3 separate regions of the Homo sapiens genome follow, and regions 1 and 2 are each linked to region 3. Evidence: chromatin contacts called from ENCODE Hi-C or POLR2A ChIA-PET data. All regions are on one chromosome and are shown on one strand. Each heading gives the region's core, a stretch centred on a gene start or an enhancer-like site at or near the end of the contact. The rest is flanking DNA. Distances are from core to core; before and after follow the strand shown. Region 1 overlaps SCLT1 (sodium channel and clathrin linker 1). Region 2 overlaps JADE1 (jade family PHD finger 1). Region 3 overlaps LINC02615 (long intergenic non-protein coding RNA 2615).

Region 1 (3,477 bases), core at 896-3,395, 400 kb after region 3:
ATTGGAAACTATAGTTTCTTCTACAGTATTTGAATTTTAGTTAAAATCAATGCCAAAAAGCCCACACAAACAAATAATTTTCAGTATTCAAATGAATTAAGCTATGATGGTGTGATAACAAGTAGCAAGATTGATGAGGTTTTTTGACACAACTCATTCTAGTAAACTCCTTTAAGTTAGTCATATATGGGCTACTCTGCTTGCTCATAAAGGGGCACGGCATACTAGAATTCAAGTTGAAAGGATTCTTCTTTGGTGTTGCACTGCTGGCTAGCACACTCCTTTAAAAATCACATTTCAATAATTCTTAAATAAATTACCTGTAAACATTTAAAGAATCATTATCAAGTGCCCAACACTATACTATAGACTGTTATGCTTAACCAAATAGTTATGTTCATATATAGATACCGATTCAACATACTCTGCCAATAATTTCTAGTGGTCTGGTGCCTGTGGACATACATGCCCAGTTCACAGAGGTCTGTGTTATACGGCCAACGTGTACTTTTCTAGATTTCAGAATAGGAGTTCAAAAAATTGAATAATCCTAGCTGCAATGTTTTGTGCAATATTTCTCCTCTGGAAGTATGACCTTAATTATTAGCAATACTGATTTTTAAAAACTATTTCACCCAATTAATCCTAGTGCTTATGTTCAGGACTATGTATTCCTTTATTATCAACAGTCTTCATAATAATTCTTAGAATCAATAGCATTTTCAAGTTTGTAAGATGAGAAACAAGTTTCATTATACAGCAGTGGTACAATTATGGGAATTCAAGTTTCTTAGGTCTGTTAAATACTGGGGGCACATTATATCATGTTTTAAAAGTTCAAATGCATTTCAAAAAGCTGAAATTCTACTTTGACCAGAAAGGATCAAAACTGGAAGAAGAGTTTGGCCTAGAAAAGAAACAATAATTGATAAAATTCACTAGCTTTCATTCATTCATTCATTCATTCATTCAACAAATATGTTCTGGATATCTACTAGTGCTGGACACTCTTTTAAGAGCTAGGGATACAGTGAGGAATAAAACAAACTTTATGGAGCTGATAGTCCCATAGGAAAGACAGACTGTTTTAAAACATGTAATGAAACAAGTATAAAACATAATTACTGACAGTGATGAATGCTAGGAGAAACAAAGATAGGCAATGGGACAGAATAAGTTCTTAGTGGCAAAGCCTTATTCATCTTGTGTTTCTAGCATTTAGCAGAATGCTTGGAGAAGAATGGTCACTCAGTTGTCATATAAATTAAACTGAGTTTTAAGGGATCTGCTTTTGTTTCTGGATCCATTTGTATACATCTGCAGACTGAAGTATTAGACATTTTAAATTGCAAGGTATAATTCTGAACTTGATAGAGTGAAAAGATGGACAGCCAAGATGCTAATAATACTGCTGAACACTTTTACAGGGATACTAAAATTCTGAATCAGAGCAGATTTGGGTATTTTCAGGTAAGTGTATGAATACGTTAAAGCAAGTATATAAAATATTAATGAGCTTCTATTATTGCAGTTAATATATATCATTTTAATAGTCTACATGTTATTTTTAACACAAAAATGACATTAAACCAAATTGATTTGTTACTTTTTTTTGTTCTGAAAACAATGGGAAAATCAAATGTAATGAAACCAATAAAGGAGTAGCACTGCCTTTCTCTTATACTTGACCCAAAATATCTGCCAAGTGGCAGAAGCTTTCTCTGAGTAGATTTACAGTTTCTAATCACCAAAGCATACTGACTGACGAAAAAGCTAAAAGACTTGAAGTCTTTACAGGACATCCTCAGCACAGGCAGTCCATCATTAAGGAAGAAACATAGTTAAAAATTACGGTACATTTTTTCAAGATGTTTTGAAGATTTCAGCCAATGCAACAGACACTTACTTTTTCATCTACCGTTTCAACACAGTGTAAAAACAAATCAAAGTTAGGCACTTTTGGTCCATTAGAGCAATGTGTCCTTGTATCATAGGCTTAGGTTCCTATACTATAAGTTGCTTCAAGGTATAGTATAGTTATACGTCTTGACTTAGTTCTGACTTGTCAAGACTTAAATGTCTTGACTTAGTTCTGAGACCCTGGCAAAGAGGCTGGTCAGTTCCTGTTTTGAGAAGCTGAGTGTACAACTCCAACCACTTCCCTTATTGGGCTGTCACATTCTGGGCCACTACATCTGCCGTAATCACTCTAGGGCCAGGAACCAGAAAAAACCAACCAACCAACCAACCAAACCAGAAACAGCCACTACGCCGTGGAGCCCACTGAACTTGTTCACATCAGCCAATCTAAAACTTGTTCACCATGGCGTCACCTGTTCCTTTCTGTAAAAACCACAATAAAATGTGTGCTCACAGTTGCCCCCTTCACCTTCTACCTCGTGACTGACCCCAGTGCTTCTCGAGTGGTCCTGTGTGGTGTGCTGTGTTTGTCCAGGGAACTGTGAGCATAACAAACTGTAAAACTCTTTCCATTTTCTCTCTCTTGATCTGCATCTGGCCTCACCATCTCACACAAAGTAATATAGTTAAAATATAATGGTACACAACATATTGATTTTAGTCAAGAAATAATATTAAGATCAACTACTGTTTCTTAATTATTATGTATTATTTAAGTGCCACATTGGTTTTAATGATCCTGATACTAATCCCCAGCAATAGTTCTGATAATTTATTTTATAGCCACAGTCCATTTCAATTTCCAGGATGCTGTAATTGACCACAGACATATGTAAACTCTGTATGGGACAATAATTATTGGAAGCCAAGTTCTCGATTACTGTGCTAAGTGAGGTGGGATACTTTTAAAGAATATATGTTTGGATCTAGTAAAGGTATACTAAGTTATTCAGATTAATCAATTCAGTAAAAACTCCACAACTCTGTAAAAGCATCAAACAGAGGAAAATATAGTGAAAATGTTCCAAGACAACTTCTGAATGAAAGCTTATAATGAGAAAAGCTAACAGAATCTTGGAGCACCAATACTTCCTCTTTCCTGGATGGCATTTACAATACTGCACACTTGGGATCTGACCCTGTTACCACTGAGAGAAAGGGGTGTGGTGGAGAGATCCTCTCCATCGTTGATCTGGCATCCCAAAAGAGCATCACTTCAAGGTTAAAGTGAACCATATCTGAAAGCATGCCACTTCTCTCAAAGTCACAGGACTACAGGGAAGCTACTTTGGTTATGAACAAAGCAGAAGAAAAAACGTATTCTTCTGTGGCCACAGACCACAGATACACCTCAAAATTAACAAAGCCCAGAAACCCCACCCTTAGTTGAAGTTCTCACACCCAGTAGTGCTCTCAGGCACCCAGAAGAGGCAAAGGCAAAGATTCTCTATGGAAGCTTTACAACAAAAATTTTCAATGGCAATTACTAATAAATAGATAGAGAAACCAGATAAGATGCTTAGGAACCAAAAGAAACAGATCTGTCTGATGACAGAT
Region 2 (3,429 bases), core at 472-2,971, 340 kb after region 3:
TGTTCATTTTCTCACTCGTGTTGGGACTCTTCCTGGCTGGGGAGTCAGGATTTATGTTCAAACTGTGAGTAGTAGTCATTCTTCCCAAGGAGGTTCTTATTCAGGTTTGCACCAAAAGAGCTCAAATCTGTAAGAAAACCCAAGTTAATGCCTGAAAGTGGACTTTGCATATTGAGTACAGATTCTTTTGAATATGATCCTAGTGCCACACCTCCTTTCTCTACACATGTCATTTGTGTAATCATGTCTGCTCCAAGATGGGATTTGGATGCAGTTACTTTTCTGAGGAAGTTAGGGTTTGGTTGATTAAACCTTTCATTTGAAGAGGGCCCTTAAATTCCAAGACTTGGCTGGGCGCAGTGGCTCACGCCTGTAATCCCAGCACTTTGGGAGGCTGAGATGGGCGGATCTCTTTTGCCCAAGAGTTGGAGACCAACTTAGGCAACATAGGGAGACCTCATCTCTATAAAAAAAATTCCAAGCCTTACCTCTTTTAAAACATGACAGGATCTTGCAGGGTTAATCCACGTACAACTTTCCTGTCATGGCACATGCTTGAAGCATGGCTCTTCTCTGTGCATGTGTACATGGGGTGCCTAGCACTGCAGGCCTTCTGCCATCATTGCTCTATAATGGTCTATTCTCATGTTCTTTGTGTGTTCTTGACAGTGCTCTGTGAAGAACTGCCGCACAGCCTTCCATGTGACCTGTGCTTTTGACCGGGGCCTGGAGATGAAGACCATCTTAGCAGAGAATGATGAAGTCAAGTTCAAGTCCTATTGCCCAAAGCACAGCTCACATAGGAAACCCGAGGAGAGTCTTGGCAAGGGGGCTGCACAGGAGAATGGGGCCCCTGAGTGTTCCCCCCGGAATCCGCTGGAGCCCTTTGCCAGCCTTGAGCAGAACCGGGAGGAGGCCCACCGGGTGAGTGTCCGTAAGCAGAAGCTGCAGCAGTTGGAGGATGAGTTCTACACCTTCGTCAACCTGCTGGATGTTGCCAGGGCTCTGCGGCTGCCTGAGGAAGTAGTGGATTTCCTGTACCAGTACTGGAAGTTGAAGAGGAAGGTCAACTTCAACAAGCCCCTGATCACCCCAAAGAAAGATGAAGAGGACAATCTAGCCAAGCGGGAGCAGGATGTCTTATTTAGGAGGCTGCAGCTGTTCACGCACCTGCGGCAGGACCTGGAGAGGGTAATGATTGACACTGACACCTTATAGTGACTTAGAGAAGAAGATGCAAAGAGGCGAACGCTCGCCCAGAGCAAGAAATGATAGCCAGTCATATACTCTCAGACCCTTGTACACACCACAGCATGAGGTTGTGTTGGTTAAAAATATTTATGGGCTGGTAAACTCATTGTACATATGTGCAAAACTGCTACTGAGTGGGGAGCTTCTTTGTGGTTTTTTTTTTTTTAAAAACACTTTCCCATTAATCTTTACTGTTTTGTAAGATCAAATGGGGTGTGTCTTCCCCACCCCCATTCCTTCATTCTAGAGCTAGAGTGAATGAGCCCCAAGAAAATGACCCAAGGAGTTGACTCAGGATGGTTTACAGACTGATTTAGAAAACCAGAACGGATTTCATTTCTAATGGAGGGGGCCAGAGATGGGAAAATTTCTTGTTCAGTCCGGGGAAACACACCTAGGTGCTGGTGATGGGCTTATGAAGGAAGCTAAGCACGGCTGCTCACTGGCCCCCACTTTGTTTCTTGGGTAATTCACAGGGGAATTCCCAGTACTGTCATGGAGCAGAGCAGGCAGTGGGTGCTGATGTGTGTGCATGAGCTGTATGTACACATGCATATATCTGTTACAGAAGATACTCCTGGCAGTGAGGTGCTAAGTCATCACTGAGGCTGTGTGTGTGTGTGTGTGTGCGCGTGCCCGTGTCCATCCATGTCTCTGTTGTGTGTCTGTGTGCGGGTATGGGTGGGATTCCTGGTGGACAGGGGTGTCAGATCTGTCTGAGGAGCCCCAGTCATGCTCAGCACGCTACAGATGTGTTGTTTGTCACACTGAGATTGCTGAATGTCGTGGCTGTTGGCTGCCGAGCCTCAGCTGCTGGCATTTCCTTCTGCTGTTTGCTGCTTTTGTGCCTCCCCCACTTTCCATCACCTCTGGAGTCCCGTCTGGACGTCCCTTCCTGCTACAGGAATAATGAGGCGTGGGCTGCCTCCCGCTAGGGCCTCCTGCTCCCTGTAGGTAGTTTCTGGCTGAGGCTTGCTAATTGGGGATGCTTCTTAGAGCATCTTCCACATCAACTCCCCTGGCTGCTGGCTACCGATTAAATTCATTAGTGTGAAAGAGGTGGGAGTGAGGTTTTCTGGCCTGAAGCAGTCTGCACTGAAAGGTACCCAAGTGGCCTGAAACAGTGTAGGGAAAGACCTGGGAAACACTGGACCAAAAAAGCCTGATCTCATGGAGACCTGCATGGCCCTGTTAGAGATGGCGTAGAAGTGAAAGTCTTAAAGGGAGCATTAGAGATCCTTTTAATACACGACTGAGTGCCAGCTTATTTGTGATGCCCCTTCCCAGACCAGGTTAGGATTCCTGGGAAGGCCGCGGATTCCGGCCCTGGAAGAGGCAGGATCCTGGAGCAGTTTTGTGAGGCTTTTGTGCTCCCATACGCCCCCTGGTGGTGAGTGTAAAGAAGACTTTGCCTCTCACAACTACATGTATGTGTGGCATTTTTGTTAGAGATGAGAAAAGGATTGAGAAGGATAAACTGGAATCCTGGTAAGAAGCCTTTATGCCAGCCCGACACCTGCTGTAATTGGGGTGCATGAGCTATGGAGTCAGATAGTTGTTGGGAGGGGGAGGACAAGAAGTCTATTGTTTGGACTGTGTTTGTCTCACAATCACCACAAAATAAAAGTGTAGAAAATGCTTGTGGTGTACTAACTCTTTTCTGTACTTAAGTTACTCAGATTAACATGCACTTCTAATTCTAAACATTTTTTTTGGAGTCATCACTGTCGCTGTTTAAGTAGAACAATGCCAACGATGTATGAGAAACAGGGAATAAATCAGGATTTGTGTGTGTATGTGTGTGGCATTACTTACATTTACTTTATTAAAAAGCCTAAGGAACTTTAAAGAATTTGTATTCAGTTTATTTTTATTTTTTCAAGACAGAGTCTCACTTTGTTGCCCAGGCTGGAGTGCAGTGGCGTGATCTCGGCTCACTGCAGCCTCCGCCTCCCGGGTTCAAGTGATTCTCCTGCCTCGGTCTCATGAGTAGCTGGGATTACAGGCGTGCGCCACCATGCCTGGCTAATTTTTGTATTTTTAGTAGAGACGGTTTCACCATGTTGGTCAGGTTGGTCTTGAACTCCTGACCTCAAGTGATCTACCTGTCTTGGCCTCCCAGAGTGTTGGGATTACGCCACTGTACCCAGCCTTAGACTCAGTTTAAAATGGGCTTAT
Region 3 (3,358 bases), core at 679-3,178:
GACAGCAAGAGCGATGATTGGGTTCACTGGAAATCTTTGTGAAGTACGAGTGAAGTCCTTGTGAAGTCAGAGTAAGTATCAGAACTTTGAGTTCTAGTCTTGGCTCTAGACTGATTCAAAAGGTCAGGGCCTAATCAATTTACTCATTAACTTATAATTGTAATTAATTAGATTTTATTAATACAAGAATAAAAGAATTGTCCAGCACCTACTAAGCCAAATCCTAGAGATATGGAGAAGCAGATAAAAGTTGCTGCTTTCAAAGAACACAGTTCACTAATAGGAGACTGGCTTGGAATCATCTATTCTATAAGTGAAATTTTGATGGATTATTGTTGAGGTGCAAAGGATGGAGCAGTCAGTTGAATCTTGCTGGGGGAATTGTAATCAGAAAGCTCCGAGAATAGTAAACGAGAGTTTTGGAGGCCTAAGATCTTGGAATCACATGTGTAGAAGGATATTTAAGGTGTGCAGGCTCCTCCATGAGTAGCCCCAATGCCTTGAGTGGAATGGATGCAAAGGTACGGACTTCTTGCATCCTTCCCAGGATATCAGGAGGCTTAGAGCAATATCTGCAAAATGTTGGCGATTGCTGAAACGCAGCGCTACAGCATCCATGGGGTCTTGCCCTTCTTCAACCATTCAGTAAATAGCACTCAGTAGAGATTCTGGCTGAGGATGCTTGTTTTCAAAACAACAGCCCTGAGCCAACCTTTTTAAGTAGTTCCATATGTTTTTATGGAGAGTTTATGGATTGTGGCCTTCGGAATTCTTTTGTTTATCACTGGGAATTCAAGTCCTGAAAGCTGCTAACTAACCATGAGGTCTGCTGGTTATACAAGCTGTTGGACCTCTTAAGGACGTTGACATAAGGACCACTTTCTGTGAAATAAGAATTAGTGGTTTAAAAAGAGTGCACTTAACAGTATCATGTAAGTATCAGTTTCTGTATGTCATTACTAGCCAGGCTTTTTTTAAAAAACTGGACTGTGCTGCCTTGTGTGTACATTTAAATGAGGCCCTTAAAGGGAAATCTGAGCAATGTCTTCAAACAAAGACTTATAATCAGAAGGGTCTTTTTAAAAAAAAAAAAAAAAAAGAATAACTATCTTCAGCAGACCTAAAACCAGGATGGAAAGGTGGATACTTCCCCACCTGGGCCCCAAAGCAGGGCCCTTCAAAATACTGAAGGTCCAGCATTCCCTGGGCAATTCTTCCTCCTTCTCTGTCCTCCCCACCCCCATCAATACCCAGCTTGCAGTGATATTCTTTTACCCTTTACTAATCTAATGCCAAACACATGTAGGTTCTATCCTGTTTCCAGGAAAGAGGTTTCCATGAATTGCCTCATCAGCCTTACTAATAGCTACAATATATGGAGCACTTTGTGCCCAGCACTCGATTCCTTTTATACTTGATCTCTTTTCATCCTTTCTTCACAATAGCCCCATGAGGTGGGTGCTATAATTATTTCTAATTTTACAGATAAGGAAACCAAAGCTCAGAGAGTCTGAGCAATTTGCTTAAAGTTGCTTAACAGCTGTATTAGCCTACTACTTATAATTCGACTACCTGTGTCCAAGGCTACATAAATTCAGGTCGCCTGACTCAAAGCTCTTATTCAACGTGCTAGCCTCCTTCCCACTAGATCTCATAAGATCTAGCTTGATCTCTAAGGCTCCATTCCAGCTTGGAAGAACTATGGTTCTTCTCCAGTGTCAGTTGTGTTGCTGTTCATGTTGTTTTCATGTAAAACAATGTAAGAAAGAGGCTGATAATCTCCCTCCATGAAACAGTTCTTCACACATTTAAAATCATCCATGGCTGATCATAAATGCTTCTCCAGAGAGTGAATGGTCATGGCTGGTGCAGAAGGGTAACACTCTGGAAAGGCGGATGTGAGACCTGGCAGCTCTGCCTGGGTACACATAGCTTAGGGCTGACAAGTGAGTCAGCAGAAGTGAGCAGACAATACTGCATTGGGTTTTAACGTGATGAGTCAGCCTTGCTATCTGGCCAGCTTCAGTGCAGCCCCCTGAAGTTTTAACAGAATATTAATTGCCCTTTCACTTCCCATTCCACACAGCTGGGTGGGATTGCTACCAGCCACACTGTTGAGAAGTTACACATTTTAGCCCAGCCTAGAAAGGTTTCCTGTGGTGGGTGAAATGACAACATGCACAAAGGTCAAACTCCAGATGTGGGAATCTGACCTTTTCTCCTCTTGGGGAAAACATTGCCTCATTATAATCTCAAAAGATTTTTGGTACAGGTTTAAGGCTAGAGTCTACTGAAAGATCCAAACTCCTCTAACATAGAGGATGCCAGCCTGTTTCATGTAAATTTATCCAAGGCTTTGAGACCACCTACAAAATTCCTGAGCCAAGGGACCAGGGAATGTAGGCGAATGTTTAGGCATTTCTGAAGGAGGGAGCTAGACCTAGAAGTTGCTGCTTGCTCCTAGAAGTTGGAAGGCATTTCAAGATGAGGAATGAGTTGTTTCTGGATTGATGCCTTCACTGGCTAGAAATGCCAGCGGGTGGTGGGAAGAGTACATGGCAGGATGATGAGGAGTTTCGCATTCATTCATTCATTTATTCATCTGTGTATTCATTTTACAAAAATTCATATCAGATTTGCAAAATTCACTCACAATACACTCAGAGATAATAAAAAATGTAACAACTTTTTTTATTAACTGGTGGAATATTTCTCTCAAATTTCCACCACTGGACCCCAGAGTGGGAATTCAATTTTAGCCCAATCTTGTAAACTTAGTTCCAATGTAATTATCTAGGTTGAGCTAAAAGTTTCTTTTCATCTTTCAGGTTTCCTCTTCATGCCTCTACTCCTATGCAGTTTGACCTCTCAGTGTGCAGCTGGTGATAGATGGAAACCCTTGTTCATAAGCTTTGTGGCACTGTCGGCAGGATGAGGGGACTTCTGGATCCTCACTGGTCACTGTGGCAGAGTGGTTGGTGTTGTCTGCTCCCTAGACAGGAACCCACTGAAGAATCTGACATTTTTTGATATGCTGGCATTCATTGTTACAGCCCATCATCCCAGCCATCAATCCAGGACATGGGGTCTGTGCCCACGGTGGGAAGGAGGAGGGGGAAGCTGGCTTTGTTCTGACGTTGGGCTTCTTCTGCTCCACCAGTACTTTCTGTGGGGGAAATAGGTAAAGAAATGGCTGTTCAGATGAGAAGATGTGTCAGTAAACTTTTGCTACAGTGATGCTGCAAAACAAATCACTGGTGACTTTCAGTGGCACACAGCAATAAACATTTATTTAGCTCAGGGATTGACAATCTTTTTTTTTTTTTAAAGGGCCAAATAGTAAATATTTTAGGTGTTT

The links. A loop is a pair of places that touch in the nucleus more often than their neighbours do. ChIA-PET counts read pairs that join two places held with the same protein, here RNA polymerase II (POLR2A). Pooled maps may share reads with other maps.
Region 1: a loop to region 3 is called in a map with no recorded cell type, with 4 times the contacts of the local background. The contact joins two enhancer-like sites. A Hi-C loop is called at or near these places in 1 of 37 single-sample maps with no recorded cell type and 3 of 50 pooled maps. POLR2A ChIA-PET finds 5 or more read pairs at or near these places in 1 of 52 experiments (activated CD8-positive, alpha-beta memory T cell).
Region 2: a loop to region 3 is called in a map of endothelial cell of umbilical vein, with 3 times the contacts of the local background. The contact joins two enhancer-like sites. A Hi-C loop is called at or near these places in 1 of 168 maps with a recorded cell type or tissue (endothelial cell of umbilical vein), 2 of 37 single-sample maps with no recorded cell type and 6 of 50 pooled maps. POLR2A ChIA-PET finds 5 or more read pairs at or near these places in 1 of 52 experiments (BJ).

The regions. Positions count from the first base shown.
Region 1 is chr4:128,914,771-128,918,247 of GRCh38, forward strand. The region is part of intron 18 of SCLT1 (sodium channel and clathrin linker 1); the gene reads right to left. Among named protein-coding and RNA genes, the nearest start is that of JADE1, 110 kb to the left of the region's middle. RefSeq lists an enhancer at 2,402-2,451. Within about 2 kb of position 2,146, at least 8 of the 41 ENCODE cell types and tissues checked have a DNase peak (open chromatin) inside an H3K27ac peak, as active enhancers do.
Region 2 is chr4:128,861,035-128,864,463 of GRCh38, forward strand. It overlaps JADE1 (jade family PHD finger 1), which reads left to right. Exons shown (of 11, transcript NM_199320.4): 9 at 670-1,191. Among named protein-coding and RNA genes, the nearest start is that of JADE1, 53 kb to the left of the region's middle. RefSeq lists an enhancer at 2,233-2,282. Within about 2 kb of position 1,722, at least 12 of the 41 ENCODE cell types and tissues checked have a DNase peak (open chromatin) inside an H3K27ac peak, as active enhancers do.
Region 3 is chr4:128,515,928-128,519,285 of GRCh38, forward strand. It overlaps LINC02615 (long intergenic non-protein coding RNA 2615), which reads left to right. Exons shown (of 9, transcript NR_125882.1): 8 at 1-71; 9 at 2,829-3,358. Among named protein-coding and RNA genes, the nearest start is that of LINC03140, 53 kb to the right of the region's middle. RefSeq lists a silencer at 891-970, enhancers at 1,880-2,024, 1,939-2,700, 2,243-2,292 and a cis regulatory region at 1,947-1,957. Within about 2 kb of position 1,929, at least 22 of the 41 ENCODE cell types and tissues checked have a DNase peak (open chromatin) inside an H3K27ac peak, as active enhancers do.